Regions from separate parts of the Mus musculus genome. Here region 1 is linked to region 2. Evidence: chromatin loops called from intact Hi-C (ENCODE). Cell type or tissue: heart. All regions are shown on one strand. Each heading gives the region's core, and the rest is flanking DNA. Links, peaks and the distances in the headings are about the cores only. Region 1 overlaps Gnaq (guanine nucleotide binding protein, alpha q polypeptide). Region 2 overlaps Gnaq (guanine nucleotide binding protein, alpha q polypeptide).

Evidence for each region. Hi-C counts contacts between places; a loop is a spot of excess contacts. Peaks named below come from ENCODE experiments on the same cell type or tissue, not always from the same donor. Only the 100,000 strongest peaks of a DNase experiment are listed, where the experiment ranks them.
Region 1: a loop joins it to region 2, with 2.0 times the contacts of the local background. A loop is called at or near these places in 1 of 42 quality-filtered maps.

What each region holds. Positions count from the first base shown.
Region 1 is chr19:16,330,980-16,342,067 of GRCm38, forward strand. It overlaps Gnaq (guanine nucleotide binding protein, alpha q polypeptide), which reads left to right. Exons shown (of 7, transcript NM_008139.6): 4 at 1,098-1,226; 5 at 4,002-4,131. Among named protein-coding and RNA genes, the nearest start is that of Mir496b, 22 kb to the left of the region's middle. In heart, for the core only: no CTCF peak of the experiment used is centred there; no DNase peak of the experiment used is centred there; H3K27ac peaks cover 711 bases.
Region 2 is chr19:16,236,448-16,247,535 of GRCm38, forward strand. The region is part of intron 2 of Gnaq (guanine nucleotide binding protein, alpha q polypeptide); the gene reads left to right. Among named protein-coding and RNA genes, the nearest start is that of Mir496b, 73 kb to the right of the region's middle. In heart, for the core only: no CTCF peak of the experiment used is centred there; no DNase peak of the experiment used is centred there.

The DNA of each region.
Region 1 (11,088 bases), core at 4,007-9,006, 94 kb after region 2:
GAGGTCAGGTGTGCCAGTGATAACACCAGTCAGGTTCTTGGTGCCAGCTGGAAAGTTCTGTGCCCTGCTTGAGGTGGTGATTACACAGATGTGTATATGTGGCAAAACTTCATAGACTGTGTGTCACACACACACACTCGTATGTGTAATATATGTGTGAATACACATAACTAAGGTCTGTTATGAAGCCGACTGCTCTTCCGAAGGTCCCAAGTTCAAATCCCAGCAACCACATCAACCACATGGTGGCTCACAACCATCCGTAACGAAATCTGGTGCCCTCTTCTGGAGTATCTGAGGACAGCTACAGTGTACTTACATATAATAAATAAATAAAACAAAAAAAAAAAGAAGAAGGAGGAAGATGCTATCATTAAGGGGGAGCCAATTGAAAGATTTATACAAGGAATTCTCTGTGATAGATCGAAGTTTCTTGTAAGTCTAAAATTATTTCAATCAAAAATACAATGTTTGATTCTCCCCACCCCGTGGAAATGCGTAAGTATCATGGTCAGATACATAAAAGTTAGGGTAGGTGACTGTAAAGAAGAGCATCTGACATTAGACATTATTGTTATCATAACTTAAAATCTCATGGCTTTTCAAGAATAACAAATGACTTGGGCTTTGGACATAATTAAAGACATGGTATGATACTGTCTGTCTTCTCTCAGGGGAATGAGGAAACTTCATTCCAGGAAAAGACTGATGTTCTGCAAACAACAGAGAAGATAAATCCTGACCTTACACTCAGCTTTATTATATGGTGGTTTATGCAAATTTACTTTGTATAAATAGTTTAAAACTTTAACTCTTGATTCACCAGCCAAGCCTGCTAAACAAATAGATGTTAGGAGACTCACTGCAGTTTCTTACCAGCTCTCCCTTCTTTTACATGAGTTCAGCTGCTGAGGAAATGGGAATGTGGTAAGTAGGTGACTGGGTGGAGAACCTTTCTCTGAGCAGGGGAAGTGTGGCCTTGCCTGCTTCCTAGCCTGTCACCTTACAGACTTTCCTTTTTCTCTGTGACTCAGTTTTTGCTCTTTCCATGGGATTAGAATGATGGTAACTGACATTCTCATGTCTTCCTCTTCTAGCTATCTGAATGACTTGGACCGTGTAGCCGACCCTTCCTATCTGCCTACACAACAAGACGTGCTTAGAGTTCGAGTCCCCACTACAGGGATCATCGAATACCCCTTTGACTTACAAAGTGTCATTTTCAGGTAGTAACTGAGTTCATTAACACCTTTAAACCCATCAGCTTTGTTTGATTTTGAAATAATGTATCAATGAAAGAGGAAGCAAAAAAAAAACATTCTGGAATTTTCATTTCCATTTAAATTCACAGAAAATTAGTTGCTGGTAGTATATCACATTTACTCAAACTGTATATTAGACAGGAACCACCATGCATGCCTGCCATTGAAAACTTCCATATCGATATTTTCTCCATGTTGTCTGGTACCAATGCAGAATTTCTCAGTACCAGTAAAAAGGTGTGCTGGGGTTTTTTTGTTTGTTTGTTTGTTTTGTTTTTTTTTTTACACAACAAAATGCTTAAGAGTTTTCAAAATTCATGGTTTTAAAAGTAGGGTAATTAACTTAATATAAATTGATATGGCAAAACAAAATGGAAATGTATTATTCCCCTGCTCACTGCTGCTGTTTGTATTGATATTTCAACTGAAACACTTTTTAAGAAGAGAAAAACAACAGTACATTTTCACTTTGCTATTTCAGAGTCACTTAATTATACTTTTAGTTGGAGTACAAACCACTTACTTGGAGCTTTGAGGAAAGGACCCACGAAGCAATGTCTTTGACTTGAATGTTGAATGTTGAATTGTCTCTCCAGAGCCTCCTCGCTGAGGGTGGGCCTGTGCTTGAGGCTCTGAGGCACCTTTTCTGTGGCCCCCTGCCTCATGCCTCTGCCATGGGGCTCAGTTTGACATGTGCTATGCTGTTTCTGCCAAAAAAAAAACTTTTCCTCTCCTCTCCTCTCCTCTCCTCTCCTCTCCTCTCCTCTCCTCTCCTCTCCTCTCCTCTCCTCTCCTCTCCTCTCCTCTCCTCTCCTCCCCTCCCCTTCCCTCCCCTCTCTATTCATTCTTTGCACCTGTAGTGTAATCTTACCCCCACATAATGCTCAAAAGCACATGGCTGTGAAGTAGGTAACACTTTAGAAATACTCTGATTCTTAAATCTGTGATGGGTCTATTAAGATGACCACCAAGGTTCCTGAGGCCAGCATTCTGAGTTACATATTTTGAGCTTATAGCATCTGGATATCCAGATTAACTTACTTTTACAACCATTTTACAGAAATGTTTCAAAAACACATACAGTCCTTGCCGATTTTCACATCTTGGTTGATTTGCAATTTCAAACACTGATGAGTATTTCATTTTACTCTTGACACATTTTGTTGTTCAACACACTAGTGTTAAAGCATACTTTTTGGCACTACAGTGAAAGTAGACTTTATTGTCTAGTTTCTGGCCCTCCTCAGAGGCATAGCACTGAGTCCCTGAAGTAGACTTCCTCGAATAGAACTTCTTTGTAAAATGAGTAGCCCCTTTCCACTCAGTGGTGCTGGGGCGGATCAGCATCTTTATATCTGGTGTCCAGCGCTCACAGAACTCTTGGACCTACTGGTTGGCCTCTTGGGTCTCACTTCTGTACCTTTACAGCCTTTTAGAAATGGTGGTAAGAATGATCCTTGACTTCGGGTCCGGAGAGATGCCTTAGTCAATAAAGTGCTTTCCTTGTGGATCCCATGATCCACATAAAAATCCAGATGTGGTGTCCTATCCCATAAGCTAAGGTCTGGAAGTAGAAGGTGCAAACCAGAAAGGTCCCTGGGGCTCCTTGGGCATCCAGGGAAGCCAATTGATGAACTCCAGGTTCAGTGAGAGATCCTATCTTAAAACAAGGTGGAGAGGACAAGAGAAGACTCCTGATAGTCATCCTCTGTCCTCCACACAAACATGCACACTTGTGCTGCACACACCCACAAATGCACACGGAGAAATGTGCAAAACAGAAAAGCAGAAGGTCTTTGAGTTCTTCTGTAGACTTAATGTGGAGAGTCAGGAAAACACCCCGAGCAGACACCCTGTTCTGTGGACTGGTAAAGAGCACTGCTTTCTCATTTGCATACTAACTCTTACTTTCTGAGACTCCTTTCCTCTGAATGTTGGATACATTGTCAAGGTTTGGGTTCAGCAATTTGGAGAAGCTGATTTAGTGTCACACACATCTCCACGTCATTCTTGGTGTCAATGCTGGTATCTGAGGATAACCAGGTACAGTATGGATGCATTAAAAGCAGACCAGGAAAATAGTTCATATGATGCCCCTGTGTGGCACTGTAGAACATTTTCATGTCATACACCACACTTTATTTCCAGCAAGGTGGCAAGTTGGTTTGGGCACTAGGCTAATTGTCCCATTGCTGCCAGATACCATTGGACATGTCAAATTATTACCAATATTGAAAGAAGAAAAAGCCCCAAATTCTTATCCTATGGGCGGAAGCATAAGCAGGCTTTGTTTACATTTAGTACCCTCTGTGTACGGAAATGCATGGCATCTCGTATCCTTTAAATGTATCCATGACCATGCCTGGCCTCCTCCAGTAGCATGTGAGGCTCTTCACTCTGACACCTAGGAAAGGAAAGGGAAATTTATTATTTGTTATCTGGACTGAATATAAAAAACAATGTTTGCCTTTGTTGTGTATAATTTAGTAAAATATTATTATATAGTTAATAATTTTCATACGTATCTACATAACATTCAGGTAACCACAGCAATTTCTGTGTCTACCATGCCTTATTTCTGTCAAGTAACAGGTAATTAATATATAGTCAATATTAATTAGTTGAGTTAGATGCCACTGTCTTTAAAGTAGTGAGTTTTCCCTAGTTTGTAAGTAGTACTTATATTTATATTCTTGATTTTTCTTTAAGTTATTAATATAAATATTGTTAACCTTGCAGAATGGTCGATGTAGGGGGCCAAAGGTCAGAGAGAAGAAAATGGATACACTGCTTTGAAAATGTCACCTCCATCATGTTTCTAGTAGCGCTTAGCGAATATGATCAAGTTCTTGTGGAGTCAGACAATGAGGTAAGTACCCTTTGGATGGATGGTGATTGATCATTTTATCACTGGATAGAAATAAATGACAAAATTCATGTCTTTAGTTCTTATAGGTATTTATTTGGTGTGTTTACATACATACATACATACAGCAGTGCACACATGAATATCACAGGGCAGCCTGTGGGAGAGGCTGTAGGGATGGAACTCAGGTTCCCAGGCTTGGCTTCAGGCACTGAGCTAGCTTACCAATGTGGATGATTTTAAGTAATCATGAATAACCCTGTAAGACCAACCCACAGTACTCTCAGAATGGCAGGCTTCTCCTTCAGGAATGTGAGCAGGTCTGCATGCTTGGATCTAAGCAGAGCCTGTTTGATACGGCCACACTATGCAGAGGTTCTGAAAATGAAAACATGGAAATCTCTAAGAGAATCACAAGATTGTCTCCTAGCCTCCCTTGCAGGATAGGACCTGGGAGATTTGTGTGAGTCACCCTGTTTTGTTTTGCTTTCCTTTTGTTTAAAACAATGTTTGCATGATGGGTGGGCAAGCAGAACGTTCACTTGGCAGATGTGAATAACTTTGTAACTGGCTTCAAAATCAGTTCGTTGTGGAACCTTGTAGCGTCGTGGTGTTTGGGCCTATCTGCTGCTAGTAAGTAGTCTACTGACTGAGCAGGACTTACTTGGAAACTGTTCTTCATAACTCTGTCTGGGAAGCTGGCGCTGTATCATGACGCGTCTCTGTTCAGGGAAAGTTTAACAGGTGCCAATATGGATTTTGAGGGTAATAGAGGTTTATGAATCAGTTGACTCTGGAAGATAATAAGAGGTATAGAAACAACCTTTTAGCTAAAGTTCAGAGGATGTGTGTGTGAATGGAGGTTCAATCAGTAATCACATCAGAGCTTGCAGATGGATAGACGACTAATGCCTACTAAGTAAAGATGGAAACAAAGGGGAGGAACTGAAAAACCCCAGCAATTGCTTGGCTGATATCTGCCGTGTCAGAATTTTCTGTCTTTAAAGTATATAAGAATTTGTCCCTTCTTGGTCTTTTTAAGATAGTGCTGTTGTTTTGTTGTTTTATTTTTGTTTTTGTTTTTTTCTGGTCTTACTATTCTCATTACAGTTTATACCCAGTATGCAGAGGTTTGCATCAATTAATAAGCTGAGGCCTATTAACCAGCCATTGGCCCCTTAGCTGAAATGCAAAGTGCCTACAAGCATAGTAAAATGTATAGCTATCAGCTATCAAAATGTGAACTGGGCAGTTACCTTTGGAATTTTTACTGTTATATCTCTCTATTTCTGTTTTTTAAATCTATTCTTGTGCCTACTTGTTGTTCCATAATTCTTGGAGACTGTATTTTTACTATGTTGCACACTTCAGATATTGTAAAGAGTCAATTGTTTCACTACTGTGATGTGGGGGCCGGATGCAAAACAAACACAAAACCGGAAAAATTCACATCAAGAAGCTTAAAAAGTACACCTGCTTTTTTCTCAGAAAAAAGACAATAAGACTTACTGCGTAGATCTTAGCTCTTATATTCAGTGTGCTAGCCACTAAAATAAAATCTGCGTGTGTTATCTACATAGAAGATAGAAGAAACACACATCATCTCATTCTTATTCTTTCATACCAGCAAGGGTAAGATCATTGTCTACCAGTGTACATTTTATACTCTGTAAATATGCTGTATCTATGAAGATCTGCATATTGTGACTTAATGGCAAGCAGTTTGCCACTTTGAAATTATCTAAATATCAAAGAAGTCCATTCTCTAAATAACCTGTCAGCTAAATCTCACACAACAGTCAGGTTCTTTGTTTACATGGTCATAGATTTCACCTGATCTTACAGTAGAAATCTATTTGTGGTTTGTTGGTATAAAAGTATATTAGTTCAGTCACATTTCTTATCAGACATCTTCAAATTTATACCAGTTAATTATTCAGAATGTAATAACATAGCCCAGTTCATTTGGTTCATAAGATGATATACTATGCCACAGATTAAAGTGATAAAGCTGTATCCATTTGCTTTCTATTGCTATGACAAACACCATGACCACCAACACCTTGAGGAGGAAAGTGTTTATTTTATGTTACAGTTTATAGTCAATCATGAAAGGCAGTCGGAGAAGGAGCACGGAGGCAGGAGCTGAAGCAAGAGACAGAGGCAATGTGCAGCCTACTGACTTGTTCTCCATGGCTTGCTCAGCTTGGTTGTGCCACTGCCCAGGGGTGGTATCACCCAGAATGGGGCTGGGCCATTTCTACACATCAATCTTTCATCTAGAAAATGCTCACAGGCCAATCTGATGAAGGCATTTTCTCAGATGACCAGAGCTTGTGTAACCTGGATACATTGTCAGTTTCACCGTTAGATCTCTTAATTCTGTGAGGTAGGTCATACCCACTTTGGAGCTTTTTCTCCATCAGGCCTGAGCTTCCTCAGGCACTGAGCTGATCTTTAAGCACAACAGGAAAGTCCTGCCCACAGCCAGCAGCCAGCCCTGAGCACGGCACGCTCTCAGAAGCGCGTGTTCATATTGCAGTGATCTCTTTTATGTTCAGTTGTTGTAAAACATGCAGATGCCATTACTTCCAATTTCTTAAACTGCTAAAGTAATTCAGAACTACAGAATTCTAGTTTCTGAAACTTCTGGTTTGGGTGAGACAGAACAAGAATAAATTCCTGACCATTTGTTTGTTCTTGGTCTGAAAGTGTGCTGCTCACAACTTTAAGTCAAAGCAGACTTGACTGCGCCTACCTTGGTATATATTTGTGAGAAAAACCTGGGAGTGAATACTGATCGCCTTTCGGTTCTGCAGAACTGTGGAAAATGCACTCTAGACCACAAACAACATAGCTAAGACATACTGTAGAGGCTGGGGAGCTAATATGTGTGGTAAAATCCATGAAGACATCAGCTCTGGTGGATCCCTGGGGCTTTGTAGCCACCTAGGCCAACACTGTTTGGCAAGCTCCAGACCTGTGAGAGAACCTACCTCTCCTCCCAACCCTCCAGAAGGTAGCTAGCTGGTGAGTGCGCGAGTACACAGGGATGCACGGGGAGAATGATCCAGATATCTCCTTTTACTTGTATTTTAGTTATGTATAAACATTGCATATTTCTCTCTGCAGTTCTGCACAGATCTACTTTTGAGTGTGCAGAGTCTCAGCCTTCCTATTGTTTGGGGGAATGAATGTCTTTCTCCTTTGTCTCCAAATAAGGAAATAAGCATGAACCAGTGGGCTAGACAAAGCAAGGTTGTAGTGCTGCGCTGCATTCTGACTTCTCTTCCTCTCGTATTTCCCTGTGTTAACATACCAGCAAACAGCCAACTATTCGGCTGTAATCCTTTCATGGACACATCATTTCAGAGCCTCTGAAAGCCCAGAACGAGAAGATAGCCAGCATGCATCACTGTGTGTTCAAACTAAGCTTTCCGTCTTTGTGTTTAAACTAGCTTTCCGGTCTGTGACTAAGCATGGTGCCTTCGCCATGATCCTTGCTAATGTGCACATCTAACTGACTAGTCCTTTTGGCTTGGTCATGGTGACTTACAGTATTTTCTGTATTGGGTTTGTTTTGTTTTGCTTTGCTGTTAGTATCAAGGTACTTGCCCCACACCTAACCCAGGCCTTCCTCATATCAAGATGGATTTCCCAGAATTAGTTCTCATAGACATCTGTCCTTCAAGCTAAGTCTGGAGTTGATACATTAGAAGACAGAGCAGACATTTTTAATACAATTGCATTTATACCTCTTTAAAACCTGCCAAGCTGTTTCCTGTGCATTATGACAGGGATTATAGCTTTGGCCAAGACACTGTTTCTGGGTTTGCAACCCAAAGAAAGAAGAGATGGGCTGTCACTGCTAAGAGGATGGAGACAGAGTAAGAATTCTCCTTTCATGGTGTTGAAATACCTCCCCTGGACCTCTGAGTCCTTATCACATTTACAGACAGTACTGAGCAAATACAGGACAGTTCCCCCAACAGTTCAGAATGTCTCTGTGTTAATTGGATCTAGTCTAGGATATGCCTTTGGTTGGATATACTTCAGTACTGCATGTGTGTGTGTGTGTGTGTGTGTGTGTGTGTGTGTGTGTGTGTGTGTGTGTGTGAGAGAGAGAGAGAGAGAGAGAGAGAGAGAGAGAGAGAGATTGAAACCAAAGTCTAAACATTATAATTTTTTCCTTGCTCTGAAAATTCTGAGTAGGTTTTTGGGAATTTTCCTGGCTGGGCTCTGATCACACACTGGGTAGTTTTTAACCTTTTTATTGGTTCTTAATCAGATCTTATGCTTGGTTCACTTAGCTTGGTTCATGATGTGATGAACAAGGACTTCACTTCTGGTGTCGGACCCCTCCCTCGGGCTTCACTCCTCTCTTCCTTTTCAGCAGCTTGTCTGTTGTTTATTCTTGTTCTCCACCCTTGAACTTCTCTGCTCTTCTGTTTCCTCATTGTTCTCCTTCTCAGTCTCTTCTCCTTGCTCTTTAGTAAGCAGAACCCAGAGCCTTGTGCCTTCTACCAGTGAGCAGCATCCTAGCCATGAGAAAGATGTTTCTGATCACCATATATGACCTTGAGCCAGAGGCCTATAGTTATACTAATAAAGGTGTTAACCATAAACTCACCTATCAGTTCTTCATTAATTTATTTCTGCTTATTTAATTGTAAAATGTACAATTATGATCATATGATCCTCTTGCCTCTGACTCCTGAGTGTTTGAGGTCCAGGTGCATATCACTAAGAATATGGTTTGTTTTGTTTTGTTTTTAAATAAAGGAAGGGAAAAAAAGAACATCCTAATATTTCTTGTGGATCTACACATGTGCCCAGTAATTGAGCATTTGTCTGATACAGGCATGGCCGTGGCTTCAAGCTTTACCACCAGGAGAAAACTGAACATACGATTCTGTGCCAATACTATTGTTAATGACACTGAACAATTCTTGTCACCTGGTATTTTTCTGTGTTTAGATATACAAATAGTTGCCACAGTGTTGCAGCTGCCCATGGTCACAGTCACATCTGAGCTTATCGTCACAGAGCTCTGCTGTGCCCCATAGTATGGGTATGTGGTGGACTACACCACCTAGGTTCATGCTATTGTTCATACAACACAAAAATTTCCTAGCAAGACAATTCTCAGACTGCATTTCCTCTACTAAATACCACAGAACTATTTCTCTTTGTCCCCATGGAAGACTAGAGCCAGTTGGAGTTGGTGTTTCATCCTCCATTCCAGACTGATTAGCCTCTGACAAAGCCCCAATGGTTTAAGTTAATGATTTATTTCTCAAGGACACCTGGCATATTTATAATGTTTTCCCTGTCATCTCTTACGTGGGGAGATTTGCAAGCCTGATTACAGGTGTTTATTATATAGAATTGATACACATGATCTGTATTATAGATGTGACTGAAGAGTAAATTGAAATTATTAGCAGGGATTATCTCTAAGTTGCTGGAGTTTGGTAGTTTGTGTGTGTGTATATATATGTATATATATATATATAAATTTTATATTTTAGTCATTTACATTTATATTTCCCCATGAAGAATATATCATATAGTGTTACCTATTAAAATGATTAAATAAAAATAACCCTTTAAGGCTATTTTGAGTTTTTCTTATTGTTTTCAACAAGAAAACATGGAGATACACATGAATGGAGAAGTTAATACAGATGTCTAGCCCAAGCTTAATATACTGAAATGTCTTCAAAACTGAGACACCTTAAAAATAGTAGGACTAGAGAGATGGTTCAGCAGTTACGATCACTGAGTGTTCTAGAGGACCCAGGTTCAATTCCAAGCACTCATAGAGGCTCTTAACCCTGCTTATCTGTCACTCTAATCTCGGCAGATCTAGTGCCTTCTTGCCTTCGAGGGCACTGAACAAATGTGGTACAGGCAGAACAGCCATAGACAAATAAATGAATGAATAAACAAATAAAATTAAGCAGATCAAGGAGTTTCCTGGAGTGAGGGAGACAGCTGATGAACACAGGATTTGTGCCAGCACTTGTTGTCCATCTTAGATGAAAGTTTCAGAGCTGTAGCCTAGTGTTACAGATTGCCCAATGAAATGCCTGGATCCAACTCACTAGAGTCTAGACAGTTTTCACCATCTGGGGTCTTCAGTGCCATCTACTTCTTCCTTTTGTTTGGAAGAACTTACCTTGTAACAGGAAATCTACATTCTATAAAACTTAAAGCTGTTGCTTATTCTCTTCTCCATAGTAATAATAGCATGTGTATATGTCTGGGTGTGCTGTTTAATAGTTCAGGTTGCCTGGAGCCCCCCTGGTTGGCACAGGGCTGGGTGATATAACTGCCCCTTTCAGGGTTTCTTTTATTGCCTTGATTGAATATATTACAGTGACATTATCTATAAAGAAAAGCAATGGAATTTTAGGCTTTTTTTTTTTTAACTAAAACAATCTGAGGTGTCACTTAAAAAACAAAACAAAACGAACAGAAACCCTAGGAATAGTCTAGGGAGATGGCTCAGAAGGTGAGAGCAAGCATGCGGACCTGAGTTTAGATGTCCAGCATCTACATAAAAAGCCAGGTGTGGCTGTGCATACCTGTAGCGTCCGTGTTGTGGGGCAGAGACAGGAGGCTCTGCGGAGTTCTTGCTGTCAGATTAGTCTAAACGATGAACTTCCAGTTCTGTGAGAGACACTGTCTCTAGCAATAGGGAGAAAATGATGGAGACCCATGACATCCTGCTCTAACTTGCCCATGGCCATTGGGCCCTCACACCTGTACAATCACATGTATGCAGCACACACATACACACACACAGCAGTAAGACAGAAATGTATTTCCTGAGACATTGGACACTTAGGATGTTGTACTCCTGAGCTGTCCCTCACTAAGGAGCAGAGAAGTAGAAAGAATCCAACTGCCCTGGTTGAGACAAAGCTCCACCCACAGGCTGAGTGATCTCAAACA
Region 2 (11,088 bases), core at 4,104-9,103:
GAAGTGAAATTTATACCAATACAGTGTCTGAACATTGTAGTATAATGCAGAATATAACCTTTGTTTTTAAGAAATAAAAGGAATCCAGTGTTTGAGAGATCTTGGGGGTCCAGATTAATTGAGACTGCTGGTCCTCCTACAGGATCGCTCTTCTCAACCTTCCCTAATTCAACAACAGGGGTCAGCTGCTTCTGTCCATTGGTTGGGTGCAAATAATCTGCATCTGAGTGTTTCACCTGCTTGTTGGGTTTTTCGGAGGGCAGTCATGATAGGTCCCTTTTTGTGAACTCTCTGTAGTAATAGTAATACTACAGAGTAATAGTGTCAGTAATAGTGTCAGGCCTTGGTACCTCCCCTTGAGCTGGATCCCACTTTGGGCCTGTTGCTGGACCTTCTTTTCCTCAGGCTCCTCTCCATTTCCATCCCTGTAATTCTTTCAAGATGCTCACTTGCAATATTAGTAAACAGAAAACTATAGCAGACTCGACAGCAAATGTCAGCTTGCTTCTGAGATATGGAACCAACAACTTTTCTTTTGTGTATCTATTGTGGTTTGATTGAGAATGGCCCCAAAGGCTCATATGTCTTGTTTCTAGTAGGTGGAATGTTTGAGTAGGATTAGGAGGTGTGTCATTGGAGGTGGGCTTTGAGGCTTCATAAGCCCACATTAGGTCTGGTGTCTCTCTGCCTTCCTGCAGGCAGATGTAAATCTCTCAGGTACTTCTCCAATGCCATGTGTGCTGCCAGGCTCCCTGGCATGATGATGATAATGGGCGGGTCTCTGAAACTGTATAAGCAAGCCCCCAATTAAATGCTTTCAGAATTGCCTTGGTCATGGTATCTCTTTACAGACTAGACCAGGGACTAAGACAGTGTCACTTGTTTGATGTAGTTTCTTTGTGCTGTAAACTTTATTCTCTGTTGTTTGCTCACCTGTCTGTCCATTCCATTACTACATACCTATGTTCCAAGCACTGTACTTAAGGAACCAAGAACTCAGCTGTTCTTCATTTGCTAAGCTGCTAGCAGGCAATCCAATTAAGTACGTGGTAATTTATAATACAGTGTGGTGAATGATACCAGAGAAAACTGGAGCTTGTCCAGGCAGGCAATAGCACGGAAGGACAGAAACAAGGGGCTAGAACTTGCTTTTGCTAAAGATACTGTTTATTAAGTGCTTCTTGTTGGCAAAGTTCTGGGCTTGTCCAAGTATGGTACCTGTCCCCCCAGGAACATGTAAGCCACATGGTAGGAATAATAGCAAGTTGGCCATGCACTTATTTTCTGCCCTTCATATTAGTAATATACAGTGTGAAATAAGGACTACTGGTCGACAAGACAGTTCGTGGCCTGGGTCATTCTGTGAGGGAGCTGTAGGCTTCAAGAGTGGCTGTGTCTTCTCAGGTTGCCACAGCTCATAGATGAAGGACATGTGATTATGTAAATTAACTTCCTCCCTTTACATTCTTGGCCATTTTTGTGGCTCATTTATTTTCTTTATCTAAGTGGTCTTTTGCATTTTTTAAAAACTGTTAGCTTTAGTATTTTACTGACAGTTGTTTCTAAAGTAAAATATTGGATTTGAGGAAATAAGCAGGCTCCTGAGAAATGGGGCAGAGGAGGTCCTGATGCCTCCCATAGCACAGAGTGGGTCAGCATGCTGGGCTTCTGCAGTAGCCGCTCAGGTTCCCAGGGGCCTCACTGCACTCACGGTGCAGTGTGTGGTTTCATCAGTACAAGCCGGAGTGTAAACAGGACAGTCTCCCATTGAGAATCTCAGGGCACACCACAGGGGCATAGCCTCAGAGGGCTGTGTCTAGGGCCATTTCTAGGTTCATCAACCCTTGGTAAAAGCCCATCACCTACTACCTTGTGGAATGAGGGCAGAATAGGCACTGTGTTCCACGAACAAAGGTCCAGCCCAGGGTCTAGTTGCAGTCATGGATTTGACACTTGGAGATCACATTCTTAACATTCACATCTACAGATGTGATAGCCCCTGCAGTCACCTCTCCTTCTCTCCCCACAACCTCCCCAAGATATGCCCTGGTGCAGTCTGAGGTTTCATGTTGCTAAGACTTCATTATTATAAAACATGTGGTAAAGCTTTGTCATTAATAATTTAAAATCCCTGACAAAGAAAATGAGCTGAACACATTCTGTGATCCAGAAAACTGATTTTTCCCTGTCTCACAGTGCTCTGTTATCCTACTAATTCCCCAAACTCCATAATTAACAACGAGCAGCTGTGCTCTGGAGAGAATTATCCAGGTTTGGCCTGGGTCCCTCTGCTGTGAGGGGGTATAAGGGGGTTTACTGGGCTCCTAGCAGTGTCTCAAAGAGGACTTCAGTCACTTTCCCGTATAATTGTCATTGTAAACAGATGTGCTTAGCCCTTGGTAACAGATGAATTATGGAAGATAGAGTCTAGCCAACCTGTCATGCATTGTATGTTGCATCTTTGAAGAAAACACAGTAAGGGAACCAATGTTTTACTCTGAGGGTGGACAGTATCAGTCATGCTCACTGCCTTCTGATGCGTGCAGTGATGGGGTGTGATGTTAGTGAATATGGCCTGTGTAGACTGAGCTCATATCTTATTCAGTTGATGGTTTGGAGTTAGAGAAGGACTGTTTTAGCTTAAGACCCAGAAGAGATGCATGTATGTGCTTTCTTTGTTTGGATCATGATTTGAAGAAAAGCCAAGTTTAAAAAAAATAGATATCCTTTAGATAATCAGTGAATTTGAAAAATAATCCAGGTATTCTTAGTTTTATTAGGCATGATAATGGCACTGTGGGTTGTATAGAAAATTATCCATGAACTTGGAGGTGCGTTTTGAAGCTTTTAGGGCAAAAGGCAGACAAATAGCATTTTAGTCAAGAGAAAGCCAGGAGAACAGAAGACTGGGGCAGGCAAGTAGAGCAGTCTGGCAAAGTATTTTTTAGAAGATAAAGACCATCGTATTTATTCTTTTACAACCTCCCATGAGCCCTCACTGTTTCCCCTTAGCATCCATGTCCTCTCCTTTTTTGGTTAGTAACCCTCTGAGTCTGATTATTGCTGCCTGTTAGAGCGCTCAGTCTTGGAAGAGCTTCGTGGCTGCCAGGATTTACTGGGGGTTGTTTGACCGTTCTCCAAACTTTATGTGTGTTGAAGATTTTGCATAGTAAATGGTTTGAAGCAACAGACTTCTCTAGAAAGAAATTTGTTAAGTCATTTGCAAGTATTCTGAGGGTCTTTGGTTATAAGTTTCTGCTTTTTAAAATTGGGATGTTAGATTAGCTACATAAACTCCATACTCCTGCCAGATGATTGAGTACATTCTGAGCGGTGTGCCTCCTGCTGTCCTTCACCAAATGCACATACTCTGGAACACTCTACTTCAGCACTTTTCTCCTCTTGCTCCGTGCCCAGTCCCCTTAGTTCTTGTCGTTGGTACTGGGGAGGGAGGGAAGAGGTTATCAAGACCTGTACTTCTTAAGGAGCTGTACCTCCTGTAGGCCTAGGAACGTGCTCCGGAAGAACTTGCTTGTAGTGTGTGGCCACTTTCCTGCTCAGCTCTGTATAGACAGTCTGGTGTCACCTGAGTGTTGGTCCTAGTCACCAGGATTTAGGTGTAAGCCCATCACTGATTGCTCTGTGCTTCAGCAAGGCTACTGGATTTTCTGCTTCACTTCTCTGTTTTGTTAAAGAGGAGGATGAAAATAAATTGCTAACTCACAGAGTGAGGATTAAATGAAAGAATATTTACAAAAGAGTTAATGAGTGCTTTTGGGCAAAATTGTAAGGGTTTGTTGCCCCCCCCCCCCAGTTGTATGTTATTTTATTTAAAAAACAAAAAATAAAGCTCATTGGGCTTGGGGCTTTAACTCAGTGGTTCAGTGTAATTTCATAGCATGTGCAGAGCCTTAGCTGTGATTCCAAGTAAACAAAAACCACCACTGCACACAGGTATGGTTGTCATTCTTTTTAATTTCATTACATAAACGAATGTATTTGGAAGAGAATAGTAGGAGCTACTTAATTTGCCCTATCTTCACACAGACTCAGGTTTATCTCCAGTTATCCTGTAAGATCACTGCTGGAAGTGCTGCCTCGTCCCATTGGTGCTTTGCTGGAGCCTGCTCGCTCCCTCCCTCCCTCCCTCCCTCCCTCCCTTTTCTCTTTCTCTCATTCCCTTTCTTTTTCTCCCACCCCTCCCCTCCCCCCTCTCATTTTGAGGCAGGACCTTTATATATATATATACTTCAGGCTGGCCTCAAGTTCACGGCAAGCCTCCTGCCTTAGTCTGTTAGTCTGTCCTGAGTGGTAATGATTATAGGCATGAACTGCCATGGTCATCTCTTACTTGTTTTTTAATTATTTAAGCTTTACAGTATGTGTGTGTGACGGCCTTCTCTGGATGGCATCGTTAGTATGAGGAATGGTATCAGATTCTGGAAAGACTAAGAGCTTAGCAACTGGACAAGCTTGGACTGGGAATTAGTGTTCATTTGACATGTTTCCATCGTCTCTCTAAGCTGCTCTTTCCCTAAGCCCAGGCCTCAGTGCCACTTCTGAAGGGCTGTTGTGAAGACCAGATATGAAAGAAACTCTGACACAGCCCTTGGTGTGTGTCTGCTGTGCCTAGCACAGCATCCTGAGGAGGGAGAAGGAGGGAAGGTTTTAGATTTATATTTAAATCTAAATATTTAGCATTTTAGTTAAAAGAGAAAAACAGACAAGAAGGAGGCAACCGAGGAAGGCAGCTGAGTAGTCTGGTAAAATGTCCTGTGGAAGACACATCATATATATCCTTCTACAGTCCCATTACAACAGTGCATTCTGTTCCCTTGCACCCCAGCTCCTCCCAGTTCTCCCAGGAGCTCTCAGTATTTCCCCTCACCATTCATGTCCTCCCCTGCCCCTCCCAGGAGAGCTGATAACACTGTGTGTTCATGAGGTAGGACAGTGCAGCGGTCCTGCTCTCCTTGAATTAGGAAAGTTAAAATTCACATATTGCCTGATGCTTGTACTTAAGCACTTTTGGGATCCAATTGTTTGTTTCTAATCCTCACAATGTACTTTTTCTGTGTCCTACCTGGAGCAGACTGAGACCTCTCACCCTTGTAGATTTTTTTTTACCAAGTGGGACTTTACCTTCAAATAATTAGTAGTTGGACAGAATGGTAAAAACTCTGATATTTCAGTGGTGTGTACTTAATATACAGCAATGAAACATGCAAACATTCTATATTCTATTCCTTAATTTCAGTATTCCTGAAAAAGTGTAGTTCCTTAACAAAACAGGATAAAAAACTCCCTCCCCTCCCCTCTCACCCCATATAATTAGCCAGTTTCTAAAAGGGGACATTTAGGGCTTTTAATCTCAGAGTCTGCACCTTGTGATTGAAGCATTACACTTCTAAAAATGACTATCATATGTTTGATTTCTCTCTATCAGTAAATGTCACAGAGCGAAACCCAGGTCATGTTGGCATTCAGAAATGCTCTTCAGCTGCTCATGACTCTTGTTACTTTCCACTGACATAGTATTTCACATCTCTGAAATCTACTATTGTAAGCTAGAATATCATACTGCTCTTGAGTGTCCAGTGCAGACACTAACACTGACTTAGACAACACTTTCATGAGTGCAATATAAGCCAGCACTGAATCTATGAAAAGCTGCAGCCTTCTCCCTATGTCTGTCTGTCTATGTATGTTGTACATAGACAGAGCTGTGGGTTTATGTTAATGTGTGTCCATGCCATTGTGGATGGTAAAAGTACGTGGTGAGGTGCTGAAGAGGGGCAGGCAGGAGGGTTACTGACCATAGATTAGAAAACCTGTCTGAAACTGGGGTATGGACAGTGACCTTGGATGGGAAAGATAACAGTGTAGATAGAGAGCCCACTGAACTTAAGAATCCCCCAGATGCCAAACTAGCAAGATGGCTCAGTGGATCGAGGCACTTCCTGTGCAAGCCTGGCAACACGAACTTGATCTGCAGAACCTGTATAACAGTGGAAAGAGAAAAATGACTCCACAGAGTTGGTTTCTTGCCTTCAAACGTATATTGTAACACACACACTCTCTCTCTTTCTCTCTCTCTTACTACTAATGACAATAACAATAAATACACAATAACTCCCAGTTGCTTAACAATAAGCAACACTAGAATCTAGTACAGATTTCAATAATAAGATAATTTGCCACACAAGACACATTAGCCAGCAAACCCAGGAGGTTTCTGGGTACAGAATCTTAGTTTCTGAAAACAGGCAGGATTTGTTAAGTGGAACCTTATTTCTGATGGAGATGTATGCCCAGAGCAGTGGGCTCATTTCAGAGCTCTTGTTCAGATGTGTCTTTTCATTATGCAGAGTTTAAAATGTGCTTCAAAGTGGGCAGGGTATGTGCTGAGCGCTGAAGGAAGGACATTTGGAAATGTTTTATCCTCAGACTCAGGCTGACACAGCCCAGACTGCTATCACAGCTTCACCTCAGCGAGGCAGTGCAGAGGATGCAAGACGGCTGTCTGGCCCAAGAAGCTGGGGTGTTGATAAAGGACACAGGTGGCTTTTATAAATATAGTCACAGTCACATCAGGATGAGTAATGTACTGTATCATGAGAGTTTTCAAAATAAACAATGATTTTCTCCCAAATGTGTGTGTTGGAGCTAAGAGTATAAATCGTTACATTATAAAATTTAAATCAGGATAACCATTTCCCAGTTTCCTGTCCTCCCTCACCAGCCTGTACTGGGTGGGAAAGAATCCAACACATATGGAAACTAACCTCACTAGGAGAAGGTAAGAACATACCATTTTCTAAAAACAGTTCCAACCATAAAAGCTTTCATTTTTGTGTTTTACTGACAAAAAGTACATTTTAAATAGAAAGAAATCTGGAATTCATTGTATTCTATATCCTTTTCTATACATTCTCCCTACCTCTTTTTAACTCATATATATCTTTTATTTCTACATATTTATTTTGCATATAGGTGCTCTGTTACTCAAGTGATCAGGGGAAGGTGTCTTCTACTTTCTATACTAAAAGCATGTCTATGAAGTTGTCTGGTGCTTTCATGCTTTTGTGTTTCTGTTTAATTAATAAGAGTTAGGAAACCATTATTTGTGGGAGAACAGCATATGAAAAGTATCCGGAAGCCGTCAGTTGCTTTATGTGATTGATGCCTGCTGGTGTTCCCACGGATCTTCCGTAAGGAAACCATCTGAGTATTCCACCTGCTGTTTCACAGAGAGTGCGGGTGGATTCTCAGATAAGCTTCAGGATGGTGGTATTATAGGTAATTAGAACTTGTGGGACAGACATGAGACAAAATAATAAAGGACTGTATTAAAAAAAAAAAGAAAAGAAGAAAGAAAAAGATTAGAGCTGCTGCTACGAGCTGTTCCAGGAAAGGGGCAAAGCTAGCGACCTGACAGCAACTGCACGAGAATGTGTGTAAGACAGACAAATAGCAAAAGCTTGCAGCAGAGTAGTCAAGATAGAGAAAACTGAAGTTGTAGATTATTATTGGCATGCTGACTCAAATCTGCTTTTTTACCTCTGGATATTTTGTATGGATGAATTGGAAAGTTAAGGTTTGAAACAAGGGCAGATAAAGAAACAGATGTAGACATAAAAGCATCCTACCTTATTTTTTTCATGAGTTTATTTTCTTAGTAATTCTTAGCACGTACAGTAATGAGTTTATTAGTATATTTTCACGAATGTATATTGTGTACTTTACTCAGTTTTTCCTTGTGTTGCCTTTTCCTTCTGCCTTTTTACTGGTGCTTTTATACCACTCACATCGTTGCCCTTATGCGATGGAATGCAATGAGAAGTGTGTGCTTACTTACTGCGTTTTCCTTATTCACTCCAGCATCTGCTAACGGGCTTCCAGCTGATTCCATAGTGTAGCTACAGTGAGTAGTGCAGCAGTGCACACGGACGATGCTCAAGTGTCTGATGTAAAGACCTTCATGGATATACCCAGAAGCCATGGAGCTTGGTCGTATGGTAATTCTAATCTCAGACTTTTGAGACCCTTCCATGCTGAAATTCTGTAGACCCTTCCATTCTGAATTCAGTTTACTGGTTCAGCAGCAGCAAGGGCTTCCCTTCTTTCTCCACATCCTAGCCAGCATTTGCTGTGTTTGATAAAAGATACTCTGGTTGGTGTGAGATGTAATCTCAGTGTAACTTTAATTTGCATTTCTTTGATGGCTCCTTATTGACTTTTTCATTTGAGAGGTCTGTTTAGTTCATTCACCCATTTATTTATTAGATGATTCCATTTTTTGGTATTGTCTTAGTCAGGATTTCTATTCCTGCACAAACATCATGACCAAGAAGCAAGTTGGGGAGGAAAGGGTTTATTCAGCTTACATTTCCACATTGCTGTTCATCACCAAAGGAAGTCAGGATTGGAACTCAAGCAGGTCAGGAAGCAGGAGCTGATGCAGAGGCCATGGAGGGATGTTCTTTACTGGCTTGCCTCCCCTGGCTTGCTCAGCCTGCTCTCTTATAGAACCAAGACTACCAGCCCAGAGATGGTCCCACCCACAAGGGGCCTTCCCCCTTGATAACTAATTGAGAAAATGCCTTACAGTTGGATCTCATGGAGGCATTTCCTCAACTGAAGCTCCTTTCCCTGTGACAACTCCAGCTGTTAAATTGACACAAAACTAGCCAGTACAGTATTTAACTTTGGACTTTGTTTTTTCTTTTTAAATAAATTCTAGATATTAGTCCCCTGTCAGCTGTGTAACTGGCAAAGCATTTCTTCCACCCTGAAGAGTATCCCCTCACTCTGCTGATCGTTTTGTTTTGTTTTTAGCTGTGCAGAAGCCTTTTAACTTAATTCAGTCCCATTTGTCAATTCCTGAGATGATTTCCTGTGCTTTCAGAATCTTTGCCTCTGTCTCTCTGTATTTTGCAGCATTTCCTTCTGTTTTCCTCTAGCAGTTTGGAGAGTTACATTAATGTATCTGATCCATTTTGGTTTGTCTTTTGTTCAGCATGTGGGATATGGTCTATTTTTGTTCTATTTGTGGATGTACAATTTTCCTAGAACATTTGTTTTAGCTATATGGGTTTATTTTTTGGCCCTCCCCTCTATTTTATCCTGTTGATCTACAGGTTTGTTTGGCTGCCCATCCTATGCTGGGTTTGCCCTCTAGCTCTCTAGACTGTATTCTGATGCTTCCAGCGAGGCTCTTGCTAGTAAGGGCTGCTTTGGTTTGGGGGAGTCTTTTGTGCTTCTGTGTGAAATTTAATGCGATTTTTCTGCTTCTGTGAAGATTGCCATGGAAAGTTTGATACAGGTTATGTTGATTGCATCAAGTGTCTTATTGGTGTTTAGGAAGGCAGTTGATTTTTCATCCTGTTACTTTGCTGAATGTGTTCATCAAATTTAACAATTTTCTGGTGGAGCTATTAGGATTTTAAAAAACATTTATTTTTCTTTGCTTTTCTTTTGTGTATATTTGCCTACATGGACAGATGTATACCACATGCATGCTTAGTGCCTGTGGAAGCCAGAAGAGAGGTTGTCAACTCTGCTAGAACTGGAATTATGAATCTCTGTGTTGAAGCTGGGAACGGAACCCTTGTCCTCTGCAAGAGCAGCAAGTGCTCTTAATGGCAGATACTTTAGCTTTGGGCTTTCCTATTTGTATCTTTTTAATCCTTCTCAGACTTTATAGCTTTAGCTAGGGCTTTAAGCTCTGTGTGACTCTGAGATGGCGAGGGTAGACATGCTTGTCCTGTTTCTTAAAGATTGTGCTTCCATTTGTTTTCTTGTAGTGCTTAGTGTAATGCTGGCTACAGATCTGGTGACTATAGCCAGAGGTTGCAATACGTGTAGTTTTGTTGGTTGTTTTTCTGGTGAGTTTTTCCTTTCCTTTTTCCTTTTTGTTTTCCTTTTTTTCCTCCTCTAATTTTGTAAGTGTTTCCTGATTTACATTCTTAGACATTGTATATTCCTCTGTGTTCTACATGATCTCTTACTTACTTTTTGTTCTTCCTCTGTATGTAGGATTTAAGCATCTACTGCAGTGCTGCTGGTATGGTTTGTTTTAGTTTGTGCTTGCTGGTCTCTAATGTGCCCATCAGATTTAACCAGCCACTTTACTGGACGGAGAAATCTTGGTTGGTAACTTTCAGAGTAGAAATAAATCTTTTTGTGCGTTGTTGTCTGTAGGGTTTCTGTTAAGTGCTCGCCTGTTGCGTTGCTTTTGAATGGGAGCTGTTATGGGCTTTTACTTTTACACCTTGATATTGTTCCTTTGTTTTGTACTTTTGACATCTTCAGTGTTGTGGAAAAGGTCTTCCCTAGTTATATCTTCTGAATTCAAAATTATTTCTATACTTAGGTGTCAATTTCTTTTCCTCGATTTCACAAGTTTTCTGCTGTAGTTGCATTGAATAAATTTAGGTTTTGGGTGTGTATGTGTGTGTTTTAATTTCAGATATTTCTTGGGTTTGGCTTCTTTCATTTCTTTTCATTTCCCAGAGTTCTTGAATGTTGTGGAACTGTTTTGTTTATTTTTCTTCACTGATGCTTGAGTGTCCTGTCTGCTTGACCTCATCTTCATCACTGACGATCGCACTTCTGTTTGGTCAAGTCTATCGCTGATGCTTCCTGCTGTGGTTCACTGCTCATTGAGTTTATAGCAATTCCCAACATTTCTGTTTATTTATTCTTGCTGTTGGGTTTTTGTTGTTTAAAATGTCAATTTCCTTGCTGAAGAAATTGTAGAATTAGGAATTTAAAGGATAGATTAGTTAGATGATTTTTTTTTTAATTATAGAAGAGTTGTTTAAAAAGAAGAGAAAAGCTTTCCTGATAACGAAAAAATAAAATATAAATAGGATTAGGTAAATGAAAGAAGGGTAAGAAATATAAAACTTAAAGCTCCCTTTCCTTAAAAGGAACATAGTAGTGTAGTCAAAAGAAAAACATACAAATCAGATAAATAAAGTAAGCAAAAGAAATTTCTATTTTAATATAATTCAACTATCTACCTACATCTATTGATAGGATCTTTCTGAATAGCTTTAAACTAGGTTGGTCTGAGTGCTCAGT